Regions from separate parts of the Homo sapiens genome. Here region 1 is linked to region 2. Evidence: read pairs that join two places in POLR2A ChIA-PET (ENCODE). Cell type or tissue: PC-9. All regions are shown on one strand. Links, peaks and the distances in the headings refer to the core of each region. The heading gives the core; the rest is flanking DNA. Region 1 has its middle 280 kb from the start of GRIP1. Region 2 has its middle 200 kb from the start of CAND1.

The links. Peaks named below come from ENCODE experiments on the same cell type or tissue, not always from the same donor. Only the 100,000 strongest peaks of a DNase experiment are listed, where the experiment ranks them.
Region 1: POLR2A ChIA-PET joins it to region 2 with 6 read pairs; 3 of 35 experiments call an interaction of 5 or more read pairs at or near these places.

Annotation. Positions count from the first base shown.
Region 1 is chr12:66,959,371-66,963,764 of GRCh38, reverse strand. It overlaps a transcript of GRIP1 not described here. Among named protein-coding and RNA genes, the nearest start is that of GRIP1, 280 kb to the right of the region's middle. In PC-9, for the core only: no CTCF peak of the experiment used is centred there; DNase peaks (open chromatin) are centred at 2,274, 3,564 and 4,284; H3K4me3 peaks cover 1,321 bases; H3K27ac peaks cover 1,683 bases.
Region 2 is chr12:67,068,393-67,072,786 of GRCh38, reverse strand. It overlaps a transcript of GRIP1 not described here. Among named protein-coding and RNA genes, the nearest start is that of CAND1, 200 kb to the left of the region's middle. RefSeq lists a silencer at 3,039-3,098. In PC-9, for the core only: no CTCF peak of the experiment used is centred there; DNase peaks (open chromatin) are centred at 2,396, 3,626 and 3,866; H3K4me3 peaks cover 1,986 bases; H3K27ac peaks cover 361 bases.

The DNA.
Region 1 (4,394 bases), core at 293-4,292, 110 kb after region 2:
TCTTCAACTTAGACGTGAACCTAAAGCTGTAGAAATGGATGGTGTTGTTCAAGTAGAAGGTGTAGACGCAGAAGATGAGAACAAGGAGTATTGAGAGAAGAAAATAGAAACAGGAAATCAAAATAAGCAGTGAAAAGTTTACTGCACTTCCAAAAAACTCTTGAATTCCTTATTGTTATGTTTGTCATTACATTACAGAACTTTAAAACAAATATGTAGTTCAGATTCTAGCTCTGAAGCTGTAGTCTTGGTAACTTAACCTCCTTATTCCTTCTTTTTCTTCATCTCTAAGATGGGTCCAATTATAATCCCTACCTTTATTATAGATATGTTGTGAGGGCTAGATGAAATACATGTAAAGCCTTTAGTATTAGAATGTGCATTCAATAATTGTTCACTCATTTTTAATTATTAAGTTTAAACTTTCATTATTTTTATTTATTTATTTTTTTGAGACAGCGTCTCACTCTTGCTCAGGCTGGAGTACAGTGGTGCAATCATGGCTCACTGCAGCCTTGACTTGCTGGGCTCAGGTGATCCTCCCATCTCAGCCTCCCAAGTAGCTGGGACTACAGGTGCATGCCACCACACCTGGCTAATGTTTTTTTTTGTTTGTTTGTGGAGGTGGGGTCCCACCATGTTGCTCACGCTGATCTCAAACTCTGGGCTCAAGCAGCTCGCCCACCTTGGCCTCCCAAAGTGCTAGGATTACATGTGTGAGCCACTGTGCCTGGCCTAAACATTCATTATTAAGTTTGATTATAAACTTAGTAAGTTTCCAGTTATGAACATTTGTGCTTGCAGCTTTCTAGATCAACCATGGATCTCTAGATGTGGATTGTTAAGTGTGACAGAGAACTTTTTAATGCTATGTTTTTGAATATGTATGTGTATAATTATTAAAATACACATTGAACTTTAATTAATATTAAGTTATTAATATACCTATGTATTGCTGATTACAAACTTAAGGCAACACTTAAAAACTTCAGAGTAAAATTAAGTGGGCTATTGACTAAGTCTTATTTGTTGTTTAATCAGGATCTTACTCTTTTCTTTTTTGTTTTGAGACGGATCTTTATTTAGGACCTCGAATATTTAAAAGTCCTGGACCCCTGCACATTTACTGGCTCATTAAAGTGTATGTTTGCAGTTTTTTATCTGTCGTCTTCTTTAATTGACGCCTTAATGCCGTGGCTTCATAGGGGGTGCCCAGTTCTTACTGCTTCCTGCCTGTTTTTGTTGCAGAGAGGCCACTTTCGCTTTTTAGTATTATTTAGTCTAAGTCGCACTGTTTAGCAATAAGACAGGCACGTTGCAAAGGCCTCATGCTTCAGTCAGGGCCTGTAAAAGACTCCCCACTTACTATCTTCTAATCAGAAAAGGCCTCTCCACTTGACCCATTTTTCCTGTCTCGATTCCTTTCCCCTTTGAAGTTCAATGTGGAAGTTTCTTTGCATAAAATTGTTTACGATAATATATTAATCCTGTTAGTAGGTTTCCATCCATTTCAAAAACTTCCGTCTCCTGAAGATTTCCTCTTATTATTAAAGGAAATAGGCTGGTTTCTTTCTAAACTTTAAAACTGTTAGCTTGGGCTATGCTTGCATCACCACTACCACAGCCATGGTAAAAATAGAAAGATTTTAATATCCCAAAGAGAGGAAGAAATATAGAACTATAAATATATATATGCTATTTGAGTAAGGCTGAATTCAAGGGTAGGCTCTCAGGCAAAACTGGCCTATTTATGGATCACCTTTCTGATTCAAAACATCGTTCTCTACACTACTAGGCTACTTTTTAAAAAGTTTTTATGGCAACTCTGCATAGAAATCCACCCTTTTGAAATACATTAGAGTAAGCAAACAACGTTTTTTAGCAATATATTTGTTCGTTTGATCAATATTCAGCTGTTAATCAATGATTATTTTCTGGCTGCCAGGCACTAATGGCGGTAGTGGTAGCATTCAGAAATGCACAGAGTAAACCTGCACTTGCCCTCATGGAGCTTAGAATTTAGTGGGGACACAGACACTAAACAAATGCCTATGTAAGTATTCAATAAATATTTGATGAACAAATGAGCTTTAAAAAAATTGGGGCCAAGGGTATTCCCAAGAGAAAGAGAAAGGCAGCTGATTAAAACAAAAAAAAAATCCTTCTGAACTTCCCAAACTCATGGCCTTCTATAACTTGGTCTGTAACATCAACAGATACAGGTTAAACCGGTTTTTGTAGTTTTTCCTTAAACTTAACTACTTCTTCCTTAAACTTAACTACTTCTTATAACATTGTTTCTGGAGCAAGCTGCTTATAAAATCCAAATAGCAAACTCTAAATGGTCATTTGGAAACATATTTGTAGGTGGGGCTTGCTTTTTTCTATGTAAAGTGATTCATCCTTTTTTTTCCTACCCAAATTCCCCGCCTCCTACTTCCCTAGCACTGTTTGTTGCTCATTTTTTTCTTTGAAAACTCTGTTTTCTTGGTGTTCCTGACACCCGTCTCCCCTGGTGTTCCTCCCTGTTTTGTTTGCTCCTCCTCCGTCTCTGCTCTTCAGGAACATGAGCAACAAACAGTGCCAAGTGCTGGTATTGCAAAAGGGAGTATTGTATATGCTGGTTCAGAGTTTAGTTTGTATGGAAAATATTTTTTATAAATTCTCCTAAAATATTCATAAACCTGTTATTTTTCAACAGGCCACAAAATAGGTATATCTTATGGACACACAGATGGAATTTTGCAGCACTTCTCATTAAACTCCAACCTTGATCACTTTTCTAGATTTCTCTATTTCTCAGGCCCTTTCCTTACAGGGGAGGGAGCTGACTACTGATTAAGAGGGAGTCAGAGTAGCCAGGGAAGGAGGAGGGAGGAAGACTTCAGGTGAAGTTCCTAAAAGCTCGCGTTTCATTTGCAGTCTCTACTAGGGCTTCTCAGCCTTGGCACTACTGACATTTTGGTCTGGGTAATCTTGGCTGTGGGGGCTGGTCTGAGTATATAGGATGTTTAGCAGCTTCCCTGGCCTTTCTTCACTAGATGCCCCCAATTGTGTCAACTAAAAATGTCTGAAGACATTGTCAGATATCCCCTGAGGGGCAAAATAATTCCCCAAGTTGTAGCCGAGGACCCTTGCTTTATACTCCTTCCCTAAGCAATCCCATCCACAATCTTTGAATTAATTATGACCTATATGTTAACACGCTCATGAACCCAGTTCAGACCTAATTTCTGAGCACCAGTGGTATGTCTTCTTGGATATTTCAAAGAGATTGCAAAGCTAAAAAAAAGTCCAAATGCTGATCTTACCACACTGCTGCTCTCGATGTTTCCTATGTCTTAATAAGGCACCTCCATCTACCTGTCTCCTTCACTCCATGTGTCTAGTCAATTGCTAAGTGCTGTTGGTTTTGCATTCCAACCCTACCCCAGATCTCTTCCCTTCTCTCCGTATGTACAGCTCTCACCTCTTCAGGTCAAACCATCATCATCTAATGCCTGGACAACTGGTGAGCCCCACCCTAAACTTCAGGAACTTTTGCTTCTGTACAGTTCATTCCCCACATGACTCAGAGGGTCTTGTCAAACAGTAAATGTCAACAAGCCACTTGCATGTGCTTCCATCTGTTTTCAGGTTAAGGACCCAAATCCTTAACAAGACTAGATAATCTATGTGATGTGGCTACTTACCTTCCTTCTGTTTCCTAAACATACCATATATTTCTTCCTACATCCATGTCTCTGCACATGACTAGAATATTCCCAGTTACCTCCTCCCAATCACCCTCCGAGCTATTTTCTACACTTAAGGATATATATATATTTTTTTCTCTCCTCATTTGAAATTTTACATTATAATGCTACTATAATGAAGATGGTGACATCGGTTTCATATTTTTGTGTATGCATGCTTATATTAAGCTAATTAAACATGACAACATGAATATCTATGTACATACTTTTCTAAAAATGATCATGTATTTGTAAAAATATTAAACTAGCCTAAAATATTTAAAAAAATTAAAAATTAAACTAGCCTAAGAAATAAGAAAGTGGAAAGAGATACATATATATTTGAAGCTGCTTTTTAAAATGATATTTTCTATTTATCAATTTTTGGTGCCTGTTTTCTGGGTTTTGTTGTTGTTTTTCTTTACAATGTATCAAGATATTTGAAAAAATACTCTGGCAAGAAAATGTACTGTATCATAAAGATTCAAATGGAGATAATTTGTGGCTACCGAGCCAGAAATGTGTATGAGTCATAAATTAAACCTGACAAACATGTCATAAAATATAAGTTTTAATAGATGCATAATCTGTGCTTTCATGACTGTGTCAGAATCAATAATACATCACCCGCTTTTTTTTTAGATTGGCTCACATAATGCA
Region 2 (4,394 bases), core at 90-4,089:
ATACTTTAAGTTCTGGGGTACATGTGCAGAATGTGTAGTTTTGTCACATAGGTATACACTTGGCATGGTGTTTTGCTGCACCCATCAACCTGTCACCTACATTAGGTATTTCTCCTAATGTTATCCCTCCCCTAGCCCCCCACCCCCGACAGGCCCCGGTGTGTGGTGTTCCCCTCCTTATGTCCATGTGTTCTCATTGTTCAACTCCCACTTACGAGTGAGAACATGTGGTGCTTGGTTTTCTGTTCTTGTGATAGTTTGCTGAGAATGATGGTTTCCAGCTTCATCCATCTCCCTGCAAAGGACATGAACTCATCCTTTTTTATGGCTGCATAGTATTCTATGGTGTATATGTGCCACATTTTCTTTATCCAGTCTATTATTGACGGACATTTGGGTTGGTTCCAAGTCTTCTCTATTGTGAATAGTGTCACAATAAACATATGTGTGCATGTGTCTTTACAGTAGAATGAGTTATAAACCTTTGGGTATGTACCCAGTAATGGGATTGCTAGGTCAGATGGTATTTCTAGTTCAGTGATTTCATTCTTTTTTTCTGGTCTGATATTATAGAGTGATCTCAACAGTATCATGAAAAGGATTCATTAAAGGGCTATTTCCCTGTGGTGATGTGCTATGTGTGGCTCAAGTGAGGTTAAATACCATCATCATCAACTAACATTGATTGAATGCTTACTGTCTCTGGCTCTGGGGATGCAGAGAGTTAAGCCATGGTTCCTCTTGAGAGAACTTAGGGCCTCGTTGATAACTTTGGTGTACGTACAATGATGACACAAGACATTGGATATTGGTGAACAAGTGTTTAGACAATAAGTATTTTGTGATGGGAAGGATACGAATCTATCCTTAAGAGGTTCTTTAACCAATCTCACTTGTATAATACATAAAATAATATCTGACCCTTACACACAGAAGAAGGCATTAACTTGATCTTCCCTACTAAACTATACTTTTCTTTTTTCTTTCTTTCTTTTTCTTTTTCTTTTTTTCAGACAGGATCCAGCTTTGTTGCCCAGGCTGGAATGCAGTAGCACAATCACAGCTCACTGGGCCCAAGTGATCCTCCCACCTCAGCCTCTCGAGTAGCTGGGATCACAGATGTGCATCACCATGCCTGGCTAATTAATTTTTTTTCTTTTTCTTTTACTTTTGATAGAGATAGGATCTCGCCATGTTGCTCAGGCTGATCTCAAACTCTCGGGCTCCAGTGATTCTCCCACCTCGGCCTCCCAAAGTGTTGGGATTACAGGCATGAGCATAATTTTCTTTTTGTATCCTTAGCTTTTAGCCCAGAGTCTACCACATTGTAGGAATTTTGCCTATGTGGCTTAAAATACTATTAACAGGTGTAAGCTGGAACTTCCTCTGCACTATAATCCATCACTCACCTTGGCAGGACAAGTGTACTGCTGATTGCACTATAACTGTATGAGTATGATTCAGTCCACACAAGGCATTTATTGCGTGGCTTTTCCAGAACGATACTTGTTAGACCCACTACGGACATATAAATGTTATATAAGCTGCTGTAAAATGTTGTGGTCATTTCTTTGTTGTCAAAACCTAGGTCTTTGCTTGTATACATACATCAAATGTCTTGGTTATGGCCTGATTGTCCTTGTCCCTTTGGGAAATCAATGGCAAATGCCTTTCTCTATATAAAATTGGCAGGACTAGACCTTGAAACAAGGTTAGGAGCAGACTAAAGTACCCAAGGAGTCTTGTTCATTTTAGGATGAAGGGTGGGCCATTTAAAGGTGACAGGTGTGACGTTCATATTGATTTTCTGGATTTTACTTCTCAAAGAGTCTGGAAAGAAGATTTGAACAGCTCAGACAGGATTTCTACTGCTAACCCCCTGGGATGGTTTGACTCTGCCCTTCATTTAGCCCTTCAGTTCCTCTATCCTTGAAGCTTCTGGACCTGAGCCTCTCCAGTGCTTAGGAGAGATAGCCATTTGCTTTGGCAGCTGGGCAGTTCTGTAATGACAGACAGCCACCCAGGCCAGGGACAGCAGCAGAGGCAAACGTCCTCACCCGATAAGACCGCTTATGCAGTGGCAGAGGAAAAGAAGATTCTATCTTTCAGCCTTTTCTAATTAATATATTTCTCTGGCAGTATTACTATGTTTCCAAGAGGAGAGGGAGAGAAGGCCAGTGTGAGCCAATGTCCTCAATTCGGGAGAGCAAACTGCAGTTCCTTCAGAGGCCAAAATAAACTGCAGGACACCGAGTCATTCATAGCAGTGCAGTGGTTGGGCCCCAACAACCACAAACCAGTAGTTACAGCCTCAGGGGCCCTAAATTCTTCGGTCCACATCAGATACTCCGGAGGGACAGACAGGTATTTTCTAGCCAGCCCCCAGCCTTGAGGCAGAGGCAGATGTCATACTCCACAGGACAGTCACCGAATGTCACCTGGAACACTGTCAGGAGCCCCTCCTAGCATTACCGTTTTGAAACCACAAGCAAGAGTCCCATGTCTGGGCAGAATCTTCCAGGCTGTATCACAAAGCTGTCTCCCTCCCACCTGACTCATTTTTCCACCGATTTTCTATGAGCCTATGACAAGGGGAAGAAACTAATCATAAAACCTGATCATAAAGCCCTTCCTATGCTTGAAGACAGCGATTACATATTCACTCAGCCAAGGTCTCCCTGCATCATTTAAAACAAAAGAGAGTCTCCATTCACGCCCTCCCCACCCTGCCAGGAAACGTATTCCTGGGACCAGCGCTGACCATCCCAAAAGTTGCTATTTCCCTCAGTTGAGGGCGAAGTTAGCAAATCCGTAGCTGCAAGTCTCAACTTGGGGGAGGGGGCGACAGCCAGGGCGTAGGGAGAGCGGCGCGGAGGAGGGACTAGAGGGAAGGACACTGCCCCTTACTCCACCGAGGTCGTCGCCTAAGCCGGAGGAGCCGCCAGTTTGGGCTCGGGGAGGGAGGCGGAGAGGGAGTGGCGGCCGCGGTGGAGCGGCGTGGGCTCCGCACCAGCAGCTCGGTGCCAGGCTCGGTACCTGGCAGGCCGGGCGCGCCTCGCAGGCCGCCCGGGGCGCGGAGGGTGTGAGCGCGCGCGCCCCCTCCGTGCCCGCTCAGCCTCGCGCGCGTCTCGGGGGAGGCTCCGCCGAGAGGCGCCCGGGGAGCCCGCAGCCTCAGTCCTGCCGCCGGCGGAGCTTTGTGCGGCGGCGGCTCCGAGTCCCACCTGCTGGCGGCGGAGAGACAAGGAAGAGGAAGAAGGAGGAGGAGGAGGGGAAAGAGGCGGCGGCGCCAGCCCACTCCTCTCGCCGGCGCCCACTCCCGGGGGCTCCGCAGCCCCCCGCTCTCGGCCTGCACCAGCTCCCCGCCCCCGGCCCGGCCCGGCCTCCCGGCCACACCGCGGCAGCCGCCGCTGCAGCCCCCAGCCTTGCCCGGCGGGGCCCGGCCCGGCCCGGCCCGGCCGCCGCCGCCGCCGCCGCCGCCCGGAGCCGCCGGCGAGTTTGAGGGGAGCGCGGGGCGCGCGGCGCCGCTTCAATGTGCCCGGGAGCCGCCTCGGCGCCCCAGCCCCGCTGAACAGCCCCGGCGCGGCTGCCCTAGAGGACGAGCGAGGAGGCGCGGAGAGCCCCGGAGAAAGAGAGCCAGCGAGAAAGAGCGAGCCCGACAGCGAGCGCAGGGAGCGACACCATGCCCGGCTGGAAGAAGAATATCCCTATCTGCTTGCAGGCAGAGGAGCAGGAGAGAGGTGAGCCAGGCGGCGGGGCCGGGGAGGGAGGGCAGGGGTCCGGGCCGGGGCCGCCCGGTGCCTCCCTCTCCCCGGCTCCCTCCCGACCCGTCCACCCGCCGACGGGGGAGGGGCGCCGCGCCCTCAGGGCCCGCGGGCGAATCCAGGTGGCGTCTTGCGAACTCTGATTCATTTTTTTTGCGGGGGGGGGGGGGGGCGGGATGAGAGGGCAGCGGGAGAGGGGTGGTGCTGCAGCAGGGAACTTTTCGCTTGGGGAAAGATTTTTTCTGGCGAGGATGTAGGGGAAACTCCAGCTTCTGCAGGGCCCGCTCGCACGTGGAGCTCCGAGCGGCCGTCTGTGGGGTGGGTGCTGGGGGGTGATGGTGGGCATGGAGGGGGGTTCCTGCAGTGCTTTAAGTGACTTTTCAAACTTTCCTCCACCTCCCGCGGCCACCCTCGCGTTGTCCCCGCCTCTGGCTGGGCTGCGACGGCATTGCCAACCCAAAGTTGCTGGAGATTCATAAAGAAGGAAGAGGAGAAGGAAGAGCGTAGGGGAGGCAAGGGGGCGCTGCCGCAGGTCTCTAGAAGGGGAGAGGAGGGGAAAGATTGTCCCCTCGATCAGGGTCTGGGGCTGGGAGTGACTGCTTGGAGATGAGTTATGCCCCAGCGCAGTCCCCG